Regions from separate parts of the Homo sapiens genome. Here region 1 is linked to region 2. A link is an interaction called in ENCODE POLR2A ChIA-PET data of the cell type or tissue named here. Cell type or tissue: A673. All regions are shown on one strand. Each heading gives the region's core, and the rest is flanking DNA. Links, peaks and the distances in the headings are about the cores only. Region 1 overlaps TASOR2 (transcription activation suppressor family member 2). Region 2 overlaps ASB13 (ankyrin repeat and SOCS box containing 13).

Evidence for each region. Peaks named below come from ENCODE experiments on the same cell type or tissue, not always from the same donor. Only the 100,000 strongest peaks of a DNase experiment are listed, where the experiment ranks them.
Region 1: POLR2A ChIA-PET joins it to region 2 with 8 read pairs; 2 of 35 experiments call an interaction of 5 or more read pairs at or near these places.

The regions. Positions count from the first base shown.
Region 1 is chr10:5,708,574-5,712,969 of GRCh38, reverse strand. It overlaps TASOR2 (transcription activation suppressor family member 2), which reads right to left. Exons shown (of 22, transcript NM_001321783.2): 2 at 52-147. Among named protein-coding and RNA genes, the nearest start is that of TASOR2, 26 kb to the right of the region's middle. In A673, for the core only: no CTCF peak of the experiment used is centred there; no DNase peak of the experiment used is centred there; H3K4me3 peaks cover 1,974 bases; H3K27ac peaks cover 2,118 bases.
Region 2 is chr10:5,636,991-5,641,386 of GRCh38, reverse strand. ASB13 (ankyrin repeat and SOCS box containing 13) reads left to right here. Exons shown (of 6, transcript NM_024701.4): 6 at 557-2,520. The coding sequence ends at 684. Among named protein-coding and RNA genes, the nearest start is that of LINC02677, 21 kb to the right of the region's middle. In A673, for the core only: no CTCF peak of the experiment used is centred there; no DNase peak of the experiment used is centred there.

The DNA of each region.
Region 1 (4,396 bases), core at 325-4,324, 71 kb before region 2:
AATACTTAAGACTAATGATACCATTAATTTTCTACAACCTAATTCCCTTACCTGCTTTTCAGTATCAAACAGAAGAAACCCGTAAGTGTCTTGAAGTTCTTCCTGAGTATAACTACTTGCTTTTTTTTGTTGGTAAAAAGTTTTGTACTGTATAAAGAGAGAACAGAATAACCAAACGCTATAAACATACTATTTTGTCTTGCAAATTTTTAAAAATGCATCATTTGAATTCTTCCTGCCATTAAGACTAAACATAAATGCATTATTTTTCTATTCCCTAGAATAATTACCTTCCAAGTGACTATTTCCAAGGATCTGCTGCGTCTGAAAAATTATAGCTAAAAAGTGCTAGGCTTATATACCAAAAATGATGGGTTTACCTCTTTTAAAACTAAAACAAAACCATCATAGTGTGTACCAAGCACCTCACCTCATTTAAGAAAATGTCATTTTTCACCAAAGTCACTTGACTGTACTGAAAACCATGCTCAGATGAAGAGTCCAAGTAAGAAGTATGGAGGAGTGAAACTGCCCTCTGGAAGAGAGAGTCTGAACTCAAGGACACTGTCTCAAAAACTGTAAAACACAAACAAAAATAACGCAGCTATTTAAGATTCCAAAGGATGGGGTTAAGGGAGACACACTGAATATCACTCAAAACATCACCTATTCCTTTCCTATATAACTAAGAAATATTTGTACTGTCTTAACAAAATTTAAAAGACCTCTGATGTAAAGAAAATAACCTAAATAAATTAGAACTGAAGCTGAATTACTTTTAGTACAGGAGCTAAAATATGTCCTGCCAGACCTGGTATGTCTTTTGGTTGAAAGCTGTGTACTATAACTGTAGTTGGTCAAAAGTGGATACAACTGTAGTGTCAAGGTGGTGGTCAGGAGCTGCTTAGACTTTTAGAGCAATTTCTCATTCTTTAGTTTTTTTCATCCTTTGTTTCTATTCTTTTTTTTTTAAATATATACGCCACACTTGATAAACTTACTCTTTACATATTTTCATTAAATCCCTAAGTCAGCTAGGTCCCTTTTAAGGGACCTACTATTGCCCACTCACCAGACACAATAGAAATCATTGTATCTCTGGGATTTCCTCACCCGTCAAGAAGAGTCTATTGAGTTTTACTTCCTGTGAGTTGTATTATAAAATCACTTTCTTTCATTTTATACAACAGAGCTGTACTTACAATTTTTTGAAGGTGCTTTTTTCAAACCATACCCATGTGAGATAGCTTTGAGGGACTGTGATACACCCTTCCCATGAGAGGCACGTTTCCTAATTGAGAATTACCGACTGGATCCAGTAATTATGTTGACTGACTCTTTGTGCCTTTTGATTTTACAAGTCTCTACTTTAGCAAGAACTGAGCCTAATGACCTACGGACACTCTTGCATCTAACCATTTTAACTGTTCACTCTCCTATTTGTACTCTTTCTATTCTCTTTATTAAGGTTGGGGGGTTTTACAAACCTAGTATTTATAAACAATAAGGAGAAGAGAATGATTTATATAGCACTGGAAGTACTGGTCATATAGTATAAATGTTATGAAGTACAGTAATATGGCTTCCTACTTTTACCAAAACTGCCAAATGTATTAAAGTTCAAAAATTAAAGAGAAAAAAGAATCTCAATTAAAACTAACTTGTAAGTAACCAATATACAAAAACTAGACTATCTCAGAAATGAAAGCAAACATTTTAGTAAGCTAAATTTAGACTAAATTGTCCTAATACTTTAATTATCAAGGCATTTAAAAAATCTTTTAATAAACTTCCAAGTATCAAAATGAAAGACTGTAAATAGAAAAGAATGAAATGTTTACGAATATTCTGAAGTTGATATACATGATTTATATATTCATTCTAAGTTTTACTTTTACTTTTGCTCAGTTTCACTTTCTCCTTCAATATACCAGTGCTTTAAAAAATAGGGATATTCTGAATAGATGCAAATAGCAAAACACCAGTTATAAGAGTTAAAATTAAAGCTTTATTAGCTGCATTACTCAAAACAAACTGGCAAACCTGAGCATTTTCAAATTCATTTTACAAATAATCTGTACTGCTAGCCTAAACACAAATCAAGATTTCTTTAGAAACAATAATTTTGGGAACTTTATATTTGATATTTATAAAAAAGCAAGAAAGTTTCAAAATTGAATTACCTATAGACCAATATTTGAGAAACACATTGTTTACACTGAAAGAAATATTTTAAAAAGTAACTCTGGAAATGAAGACTGTGATTATCAACTTCTCTAAATTCTGTAAGTCATTAATAGGTAGGCACAGATTTAAGTTACATACGTCCTCATTTTTGAGCATCATAATGCACAATAATGAACTGAAAACTGAAGAGATGGTGCAATTAAAAACACTAATACAGGGTTTCCCAAATACATGGTCAGAGAACACTTCATTAACACCAGTGTGGGGAATACTGTTCCCTATATAGCTATAAATAAAGCCAATGATTTAAAACGAAGGAGGAGGAACAAGTACCAAATTATTTTTTGCTTATATATATTTTTATTTCCAGAACTATTTATTTATGGTTAAAAATGCTTCCACTTTAGGCCAGTATTCTTCAATATATAGCAGTATATGCATAAAAGCAGTGATTTTATGGTTAGCAGAGGTATGTTAAAAACAAAGTTGTTGGAAAATCATAGCTAATCTTAAATCTTTCATGGGTTCATAATGACATCAATTACACTCTCAAGAAAGCACAAGTTTCCTGTTCAGTAAATGAGGAGACAGATGAAAATTTCATCTAGAAATTTGACGCTCTCCCTTCTTTACAAAATACACTTTCATTTGAGAGTCCAATCAGTGCACCAAACAATACAAACACTTTATGAATGAATGGTCTCATAACTGCTGAGCAATGCTCAAGCTTTATTTAAACATTCAAGATTACCAGACTATGAAAATGAAGAGGGGGCTATACCACAAAGAAACCTAAAAATCTAAGACGGTAAAACTTGAAAAGTGCTTGCCTATAAAGCATTAAGTATATCCCTTAGGGCTTAAGTGATGAATAAAGAGCATGTGAGAAAGGTTAAATTCAATCACAACAGAGGAACATACGTGTTTTATGTTGCAATTTGAAAAGTTAATCACCTATTACTTTTGGACTAATGATTATTTTAAAAAATATAGGTACTGGAAATCATAATTTTTTAAAGTCTTTTTGTTTTACATGATCTAAATTAAAACTAAAAACATTTTAATCATTCTATTCTGGATTCATTAGTTATGACTTATAGCACTTAGTTTAATACCCACTCTTTTCTGATAGGGACCCTGTCTCGATCTTCTCTAAGAGAGAATGTAGCTGGGAGGGTGGTCTTAATTCATTTTCACCAAGTATACCCTCAGAATTCTTGACATAGTCCTGTTCTCTGTTAATGTCATAAATGCTAAAATGAAGAAAGAAAAAAAATCATAAAGTGAACAATTCTATTTATAGCATATTTACTATAGAAACAAATGTTCGCTGAGTAATTTGTATTAGGAATAATTATGTAATATTTATTTACCTCCTTTGACAAGTATTCTCAGCTAAGGACTTAATTTGTTCTATAAGCTATAACACATAATCTGAAATGTTTTTCCTCCAAAAGTCTTTAACTTCTAAAGAAAATTTTGTACACAGAAATATATTATGCTTAATCGCTTTTGCCTTACTGAAAAAAAATCTTTCAAAATGAAGAGATCACAGAACCACATCTTTATTCCACTAGTTGAAAATAACGGAATCAAGCAGAACACAATTTACAAAAATCTCTCTCCTCCCCCAAATTAGTTGTATATATATTCATTAAACAAAACTATTAGTGGTGACTATTATGCATCCAATATCATGCTAAATCTTGGATTTATCAAGACAAATGGCAAACAGTCTCTATTACAGGGAAACAGGCTCTACATTAAAAAAGTTCAGATTAGGCTGGGCGAGGTGGCTCATGCCTGTAATCCCAGCACGCCGGGAAGCTAAGGCAGGCAGATTGTTTGAACTCAGGAGCTTGAGACCAGCCAGGGCAACAAAGTGAGACCCCACCTCTATAAAAAATACAAAAATTAGCCAGGCATGGTGGAGTGCACCTGTAGTCCCAGCTACTTTGGAGGCTGAGGTGGGACGATGGCTTGAGTCTGGGGGGAAGAAGTTGCAGTGAGCTGAGATTGCACCCCTGAACTCCAGCCTGGGTAACAGAGCCAGACCATGTCAGAAAGAGAGAAAGAGAGGAAAGGAAAGAAAGGAAGGAAAGGAAGGAAGGAAGAAAGGAAGGAAAGGAAGGAAGGAAGGAAGGAAGGGAGGAAGGGAGGGAGGGAGGGAGGGAGGAAGGAAGAGATAGAGAAAGAGAGAGAAAAGGAG
Region 2 (4,396 bases), core at 69-4,068:
CTCACACCTGTAATCACAGCACTTTGGGAGGCTGAGGCGGGCAGATCACCTGAGGTCAGGAGTTCGAAACCAGCCTGGCCAACTTGATGAAACCCCATCTCTACTAAAAATATAAAAATTAGGCGGGCATGGTGGTGGGTGCCTGTAATCCCAGCTACTCGGGAGGTTGAGGCAGGAGAATTGCTTGAATGCAGGAGGCGGAGGTTGCAGTGAGCTGAGATTGTGCCGCTGCACTCCAGCCTGGGTGACAGAGTAAGAGATTCTTGCCTCTGTCGCTTTTTTTCTGTCTCAAAAAACAAAAAACAAAAAACCTCAAAACCAAACAAACTCCCAAAGCCCACAAAAGGCAATCCCAGTGGACATCATGCCCCGAACTTCATTTCCTGGGCTCCCTTCCTCGGGTTCCTGGCTGTCCTTCCAGAGAAGGCCTACAGGACACATCCCGGTTCCAGGGGAAAGGGAGGCGTTTCCGATTCCCTCTGAGTTTGTGTTCCATTGCAGGTGTTGTGCTTCTTCCTGAAATTAACCTCACATCCTTCCTTGCTCCCTTTTTCAGAGACACCTCTGACTCTGTCACAGCTCTGCAGGGTGAACTTGAGGAAGGCCACTGGCGTCCGAGGGCTGGAGAAGATTGCCAAGTTAAACATCCCGCCCCGGCTCATTGATTACCTCTCCTACAACTGAATTGCAGGTGGGGTCCGGACCGTGGCTGCCCCCGTTGTGCCCAGCATTGCCCGGGTGAGGGCTCTGCCTGTTCCTCTGAAGCAGCGTGATTGCTGTAGATAGAACAACGCTCCTTCGAGTCCCTTCCTGCGATCCTGTTTAGGCTTCTCTCCTGGATCCTGGATAATGTTTCCAGGGTGTTGGGAAGGCCTGCGTCTCAGGTCACAGTTGTGGGTGTGGCCCTGCGCTGTTCTACAGAACCTACCCTCTCAATGGGCATGGGCCCAACCATCCAGTTTTCCTCTTTTACGGACCATCCTCAAAGGCACTCTCAGGACAGACGGCGTGGGGAGCACAGAGGAGGCTGGCAGAGCTGGGGACTGAGGGCATTGTTGCTGATTCTCACTCACCGGGGCAGCCTGCCGCAGATGCACAGGCCCCAGGTGCAGGCCACCACCTCCGGGTCGGCACCAGGACTGCCCTCGGTGCTCATAGGGAATGGCTGGGCCCACGGAAGGTCGGCCTGGGATGTGGCCTGGGACTGCTGCTCTGCTGGCTGCTGTGTGGATGCTTTTCCTGGAGCACTTTCCAAGGCATCCCCCAGCCCCAAGCCTGCGCGCATCTGTCACTCAGGGACTTTCTATGGGTCTTTGTGGGGGAAGGCCCTGGCTTTGTATTCCCCACAAGTAGCACTGAGTTTCTTAGGAAATTTGTCTTCAGTATTAGGTCTCCAACTCTTGTAAAAAGTTTATATGTAGGATAAAAACCTTTTAGAGGACACGTAGGCGGTACCACTAAGGTTTTGGTAATGAGCCATTCAAACCGACAGCAGTGTGAAGGTGTGTCAAGGTGTATATTCTCGTGGCTCGGCATTCTCAGTGCAAAGGCCTGTTTGGAGACTCTGTGGGAATTGTTTTTCATCTGTTTCTATGGTTGTCAAATGAATTCTTCACCCACCCTACAGTTTGCTAACTCCTTGAAGCTATCAAATTAGTAAGACCATCTATCACATCCAGCATTGTCCCAGTGCTTTGAGTTGGACGGGAATGGGACTCTGCAGCCAAGGCAGGATAAGAAAATCTTGCAATCCCGTCCTGCAGTGATAGAAACAGGTCGTTCTGCATTATAAGCCATAGGTGGAGCATTCGGTAGCGTATTCAGACTGCATGGGCCGGCCTAGGAGTCTTTGCCTTCATAAATTTTAAGAACCCCGCCCACAACAGGGAGTTAAACTGGAGGACTTTGCATGATTAGTTCAGGGATGAGTGGTTTCTGGGGCATCTGAGGTCAGGAGTTTGAAACCAGCCTGGCCAACTTGATGAAACCCCATCTCTACCCATTCTGGAGAACAGGTCACGCCTGTCCTGGAGACAGTGTGCCGGGAAAAGGGAACGTGGTACTCACTGGATGCACCCAGGCCGGCCCGAGCCTCCCACCGCAGACAGTGTGGAACAGAGTGAGCCTGAGCTGCCCAAGGCGATGCCCTTTGTGCTGTATGACTGGAGGCCTCTCCGCGTGGGTACTTGGGGGTGGGGCCACAAATCTGGCGAAAAACTTCATGCTGGCCGCCGTGAGGTTTTACTCCAGCGTTCCCGCCATTGTCATGGCGGGTCTTCGTCCTAAACTGAGAAGAAAAGCATTCCTGTTTGATCACCGCCTTAGTTACCAGTTCTGGATCAGTCAGTGTTTCTGCATGGAATAACAACCATTAAAAAAAGCACTGGGTTCTGCCCTTTCATCTTTGTAAGAGATTCTTGCCTCTAGCAATGACAACCTGTGATGTCTCACAGTAGAGCACTTAGCGCAGAATCAGGTCCCCACGGCTGTTGCTCAATAAAAGTGGCGGAATAAAGTGCATCCCTGTGTTCACACGACTCTTTTCTTATGGGGCAGAAACACCAAGATGGGCGCATCCTGTGTGGATGGAGAGGGGTGGCTCTCGTCTTGCTGTGTCCCAGGTCGTTTGGCAGCGCTGTGCTTGCCAGGGAGCCACACTTTCCCATCTCTTCCCCAGGTCTCCTGATGCCAACTTCAGCACCCCCCTTATGTGGACTTTTCTTGGGGGAGACAGACGCTGTCCACGGGACCAGGTGACTGGGATTTTGGGTCCTCCCCTGCCCTTATGCAGGGCTGTGACTGCACACAGGTTTATCTGCTTCTCTACTCTGAGTTGTTCCGGAAAGCTGCAAAACCGAGATAATGGATCAGACTTGGAGCATTGAAGGGGTCTTGATGACCAACCACTGAGCCAAGCCCGTCACCTCAGGTGGACGAGATTGGGTCCCCAGCGTCAGGTTTTGTGTTTTTTTTTTTTTTTTTTGAGGTGGAGTCTCGCTCTGTCGCCCAGGCTGTAGTGCAGTGGCACGATCTCGGCTCACTGCAAGCTCCGTCTCCTGGGTTCACGCCATTCTCCTGCCTCAGCCTCCTGAGTAGCTAGGACTACAGGCACCCGCCACCACACCCGGCTAATTTTTTTTTTTGGTATTTTTAGTACAGACGAGGCTTCACCATGTTAGCAAGGATGGTCTCGATCTCCTGACCTCGTGATCCTCCTGCCTCGGCCTCCCAAAGTGCTGGGTTTACAGGTGTGAGCCACTGCGCCCGGCCGCCTCAGGTTTTTATGAGGCTGAAATTAAATGATTGAAAGATGCCTTGGCTGGGTGGGGTGGCTTATGTCTATAATCCTAGCACTTTGGGGAGCCAAGGTGGGCAGATCACTTGGGCCAGGAGTTTGAGACTAGCCTGGCCAAGATGTTGAAACCCTGTCTCTACTGAAAATACAAAAATAAGCCAGCTGTGGTGGTGTATGGTTGTAATCCCAGCTAGTCAGCAGGCCGAAGCAGGAGAATCGCTTGAACTTGGAAACGGAGGTTGCAGTGAGCCAAGATCGTGCCACTGCACTCCAGCCTGGGAGACAGAGTGAGACTCTGTCCCCACAAAAAAGAAAAAAAAAAGATGCCTTGAAAAGCCTAAAGTGGTCCCCAAATATGAAAGTTACATTGACTGTTGTGTGGTTTTGTTGATGTTTGTAGATCTTGCAGCTGTGTGAACTATTCCCGCCTTAAGATCATACCATCTATTTCAGGAGTCCTGCAGTCATAAGACTTCTCAGTTTACATTTTCAAATGCAGTGTGCAGTGGACAGATTTGGAGCAGATGTTTGCAACATATATAACAAGTAATTGGCAAGCAAAATATATAAAGATCTTATGATAGATCATTAAAATGGGCCAGGTGCTGTGGCTTATGCCTGTCATCCCAGCACTTTGGGAGGCTGAGGCTGGAGGATTGAGCTTAGGAGTTTGAGACAAGCTTGGGCAGCCTAAAGAGACCCCATTTCTACAAAAAAGAAAAGATAAACAACCCAATAGAAAAAAACTGGGCAAAGAATAAGAACAGGGCTTTATAAAAGAGGGATCTTGAAATGTCCACTCCCAGGAAAGGATGCTGAGAAGTGATCAGGGAAATTCAAATTAATATTTAATTCAACAAAGTGATTACCATTGAATGTCGCCATTGAGACAGTCATTGAAAGGTCTGAGTTTCACAGTGTGGATGGGTGGGCCATGTGGGCAAATGGAAATGCACAGGCTGCTAGTGGGGAATACATTGATGATAGGTCTGTTTTGGAGAGCTATTGGCTGATATTAATGCAATGAAAAATGTGCATACCCCTTGTCCCCAGTAATTCTACTTTATATAAATAATACCCTAAAGAAACTCTCAGGCAATA